Linked DNA regions of Mus musculus: region 1 is linked to region 2. A link is a loop called in an ENCODE intact Hi-C map of the cell type or tissue named here. Cell type or tissue: gastrocnemius. All regions are shown on one strand.

Region 1 (2,500 bases), 60 kb after region 2:
GCGGTGGGAAAGCAGGGTGGGCCTTATCATCTAGGGCACACAGTTGGTAGCTAACAACAGATAGCTAAAGATCCTGGGGGGACTCTTGCAATTGTTTGCATATTTTGTGGTAAATATTTTAATTAAAGTATACTGAACAATGACTTCAAGTGACCCTCCCACAGTGCTGCTGGGCTTGGCTCTTCCTTCAGTGGAGCACAAAGGACAGAACAGATAGTGTCTTCCCAGGAGGGTAACCTAACACATCTTTTTCTTTGTTTTTAGAGTTCAAAATTGGGGCGGGGAGTTGCCCTGGCCCAGACGTCTCAGCGCACCTCAGCTCGCAGGTCCTTTGGAAGATCTAGGAGATTCAGCATCACGCGCTCCCTTGATGATCTTGAGGTAGGTGCAATGGCCTTGCTGACCATGTGTGCTACTGCCACTATTTCCCCTCTCTTCCCTTCCAAAGATTTGTCCCCACCCTCTTGGGATCCCGTTGGACTCTGCCTCTCAGCAGGAGCTTCCAGGGCACATGGCTGGAGGTTTCCTATATCTCAAAGTGCCTGAGTCTGGACCCCCACACTGGGGAGCCCTGATCAGAAGGGAGTATGTTTAATCCTTTGGGACAGTTGAGGTAGGACTGACCCCTACCCTTCCTAAAGACCTGATCATCCCACATCAAAGGCCATTTTAAGAATAGATTTTATTTGTGGGAAGTTTGAGGTTTATAGAAAACTAGAGCAGAAAGAAAGTCTTGATGATGGTGCACAGTTGTCACCATGTGAGGTTGAGTATCTGTCATGGCCAGTGGGTATTGTGGGTGCATTGCTGCTAGTGACAGTGCAGCAGCAATGTCAGGAGGGTGTCCTGCATGTATGGGCACATGGGCTATGCCATGCATACTAGCCTACAGAACACATACAGAAGTTGGGCAGCACCCAGGGTCCTCTGTGCTCTTCCTGTCCCCTCCCTGAGGCCTTGGCATGCAGAGATGGTTTTGCTGACTTCATTTCTGAATCCTGACAGGCACAGTTGTAGCCCGTGCCCTATTACACTCTCTAGAGGCAGCCCCCTGGCTCTCAGGTGTGTGGTGTCATTTTCTGTGGCACAGTGGTATAAACCCTGTCTTGATGGACACGCTGAGGACGGTGACATGTCTGCTCTAAAGAAGCTGTGTGGATGTCCTCATGTACATCTCATGCATACGTGTGCTGGTGCTAGAATGTTGTTGTAAGTGGAAGAACTGAGTGGCAGGTGTCCATCCATGTCCCTAATGGCTGCTTCCACATTTGGCAAGGTGACAGTGAAGACCAGATGCAGAGCTGTTCCATGGTGCAGAAGAGAAAACGCTGTTAGGCAGAGGCTGAGAGGCAAGGTCCAGCCTTGGGACCCTTATGGCATTGCTGTGCCTCAGCAAAAGGTGGATTATGGTTAGCCTGTCTACAGGTGGGGTGTTCTCCCAGGGGTGCTTGTGTCTGTGCTTGTGCAAGAAGAGGCCTCTGTGGATCTGAGCCCTGAGCATGTATTCCTGGTGGTGATTCGAGAAGCCACTGTAGAGGTTTAGGCTACTGTTTTGCTTCCTTCATCTCCATGAATGTGCTGGGTCTTCCTGCTGGCCAGCGACTGGAGTCTTGCTGGAGTCATAAGGGCAGCACTCCATCCTGACCCATTTGCTCTCCATCCTGTCCTCAGAGGAGCCAGTAAGAAGGTTGTGTCATGCCCACTGGCCTGGAACTCACAGTCCTTCTGTCACAGCCTCCCAAGGACTAGGAGCCAAGCCCGTGCCAGCTTGTATTGCTGATATGGCCACTTGACAGATAGAAAGCCCAATTGCAGACCGGCTATGAAACACTTCTTGGGTCACAGGGCAGTGGAGCTGTGGCTTTTTATCATGTGGGTAGCCTCTTGCTTAATCTTTCTGAATTTACCCTGAAGATTTCAAAGTGCATAAGCTACAAATAACCCTGGTGTACTGGGGAGCTGTGGCGCCTGTCCATGTATACTTTCCTTGGCTGCTGGGGCAGCTGTGCTAGAAGCTTCCTCCAGACCTCTGTGTCTGTGGCCTCCATGGCCCCTAGGTGCAGCTGGCCCTGGTTACAGGGCTACTGTAGAGTGCAGCAGAGTACTGCGACATCACCCTGATGGCTAGAGAGTGAGCGGCTCACTGTCTGGGGACCACATGCCAAGCAGCTGCTGTGGTTAGGAGGCAGCTGGGACTGAGGCTGCCATGAGCTGATGTTGGTGCTGCCTCTCAGCCTAGAGGCTGGCCTTGTTCTTCGAAGGTCTTGGCTAGGGGTCTAGGGTGCTCGGTGGTGAATACAGCCATGTGGGACGGGTCTTCATGCTCTTGGTCACTCCTGCCTTTTTGAGGCCTTCCCTTTCTGTCCTCCAGCCTCATCACCTGTCCTGTTCATAATCCTTTGCAGTCTCACCTGGGCCCATTCTTCTTACACACAAATATGTCCAGGCTACCATGTCAGACTCTAATCTTCTGGGCACTCCATCCTGACCCATTTGCTTC
Region 2 (2,500 bases):
GCTATCACCCTAGTCAGGCCTGGTTTCTTGCATCCTGAACAGGTTCCATAAATACAAGTTTCAGATTTGCCCCACACTCATTATGTAGAGGGGAAACCAAACCCAGGGAGCCTAAGTAGGTTTCGCCAGCTCACAACAGAACCAGTCTTGACCCCATTCAGAGTGCCTGGCCTCTCTTAAGAGATACTTTCTAAAGCTGACCTGCCCCCTTTCCCTTCAGGTTCTACTGGGGACCTAGTCCTCAGCCTCCTGCCTTCTCATCCTGTGACAACTGAGGGTCCTAGCAGGCCATGCAGCTGTGTCAAGGTATGGAACTCTACCCTGAATAGAAATAGGAAATGTCCCACCCTAGGTAGGGGCAGCTGAGGCTTGGACAAACACCTGTTCATTCTTGTCCATGGAAGCCAGGCAAGGACTCTGCTCTAGGAGGTGCCTCCACAAAGGCCACTTTGTACCTGGGACTGCTGATGCCCACATGCCTGAGAAGAGGAGGTGGGAGCCCATCTTACCCCCATCTAGGTGTCAACCAAAGTGTTATGTTGGTATGGAGTAGCTCCTGCCAGGCTGGCTCTGGTGCCTTCTATATCCTGGAACTTGGGCAAGCAGCTGTTATAGATCTTTCCTCTTCAGCCATCTAACTATAGGACCTTGAGTAATGGCAGTGATATCCATTAGCCAACAGATAGCCACTGGTCTGGCTTTGAACACTCCAGACACTCTAAGGAAATTTGTAGAAAGGACTAAGAGATGGCGGATGAGGACCTAGGATCTCCCCATATCCCTTAGGCCAACATTTTGCTAAGTCATTTATAGTCATTTAGCCGGCTCTTGTTATTTTAGAGATGAGGACACTGAGGCTGGAATCCATTGCTAAGGTCACACAGAGCTAGGTTTAAAAGCTAGCAGCTTGAAGCTAAGCATAGTGACAATACACTTTTAATTCCAGTACTCGGGAGGCAGAGACAGGGCCAGCCTAGTATATACATACTGAGTTTTTAGGCCCCAGGTTGTGCTTGTCTTGTCTTTCCTTGTTAGCTGGAGATGCTGTCTGTGGAGGCAGTAGGGCAGGTTCCTAGTTCCTTGCTCCTCAAGGATCAATCTTCTGAGCCTAAAGAACAGGGGGTCCTTCCTGGAGGAAGGAGGTAATTTCTAGGCACTGAGCTCTGAGAACCAGACCCAGGTTCCATGCTCAGCACTAGGGGGCAGCAATGAACCAGCAGGCCAGTAGTATGCCTGGCATGCTCAGTATCTATCTGACTTTGGCAGGAAGAGGAGTTTTTGCAGACCTTCTGGGTACTCTTTTAGGAGAAATGGAACAATCGTGGGTATCTGTCTGCTAGCTCAGCAGTAGGAAGTCCCAAAATGACTCCCAAGGTTCAGAGAGGAAGCCTGACATTCACCTGAACCTATGAAATGACAGCAAGACCTCCAGGGGCAACCCTCTGCCTCCTTTTCATTTCTAATTTTGGATTGAAACTCAGGTCACTCCCCCTACCCAGTAAGTTACTGACTATGCTCCTTACAGTGGACACAGGAAGCCCAGAGACATTGCTTTCTCCAGTCTAAGTTCTTCCTATCTTTGATCAGGCAGGGGGAAAGCCAACAAAGACCACTGTTGTTCTGCTGACCAGAGAGTTTTAACTAGTTGTTTGGAGACCAGGCATGACTACCAATAGAGTACTGGGCCCAGAGAGTCTAGGATCAGACTAGACTGTGTGTCCACAACAGCCAGCCTAGCATGAGGGTCTTAGGTCCATGTAGTCTCATTTGTGACTTGCCTTCCAGATGTTAGCTATTGATGCCCTGTGGTAACTTTCCCCTCTGCGGATTCCACATTCTACATTCTTGCTCTGCTGCCTCCTCAGCCTGAGGTCCCTGCCTAGCCCTGTGGGCATATTAACCCTTCCTCTTGATGTTTTGCCTGTCCCCACCCCAACACTGCTGTGTCTCTTGAGGACTAGCCCTGCTCAGGACATTGAAGTTACCCTCTGACTGCAGCCACTTTTCCTCAGCTGAGGGGCCTCCTCAGCTCAGCTCGGTTTGCCCCTTCCGTCAGGGCTGTGCTTATGCTTCTCCCCATGTTGAAGGTCAACATCTGTGTCCTTCAGGCCGGCATGGCTAGGCAAGGTCTAGCTCTGACTTGCCTGGCTTCCCAGCACCCACACAACCTGACACCCAGGGGGTTGCATTAGTTAAACAAGAGAAGCAGAGTCAATGGGGAGAAGGCTGGGCCCTATGAGGACCGGCTTCAGTAAAGCTTGGCAGGCCTCTGAGAAGAGGGTGACCTCTCAGCAAGGACCTCACCACACGAACAGCCATCAAGGCAGTATCAGGGCCTCCACCTCCTTTGTAACCCTGCACCTTATGTCTCAGCATACTACTTGCCCATCTTGGGCCTCCCTGGACTCTAACCTATATAAATCAGGTGGGGCTGAGGTAGGGACTACTGCCTAGATGCCCATGTAGGAGCCTGTCAGGCACAGTGAAAGCAAGTCTCTTC

What was found. A loop is a pair of places that touch in the nucleus more often than their neighbours do. Peaks named below come from ENCODE experiments on the same cell type or tissue, not always from the same donor. Only the 100,000 strongest peaks of a DNase experiment are listed, where the experiment ranks them.
Region 1: a loop joins it to region 2, with 2.5 times the contacts of the local background. A loop is called at or near these places in 12 of 42 quality-filtered maps.

What each region holds. Positions count from the first base shown.
Region 1 is chr5:34,974,953-34,977,452 of GRCm38, forward strand. It overlaps Rgs12 (regulator of G-protein signaling 12), which reads left to right. Exons shown (of 17, transcript NM_173402.2): 3 at 265-381. Among named protein-coding and RNA genes, the nearest start is that of Rgs12, 27 kb to the left of the region's middle. In gastrocnemius, no CTCF peak of the experiment used is centred here; DNase peaks (open chromatin) are centred at 1,292 and 1,739; H3K27ac peaks cover 317 bases.
Region 2 is chr5:34,914,798-34,917,297 of GRCm38, forward strand. It overlaps Msantd1 (Myb/SANT-like DNA-binding domain containing 1), which reads left to right and starts at 1,118. Exons shown (of 3, transcript NM_207277.1): 1 at 1,118-2,500. In gastrocnemius, a CTCF peak has its summit at 1,196 (motif pointing right); a DNase peak (open chromatin) is centred at 1,206.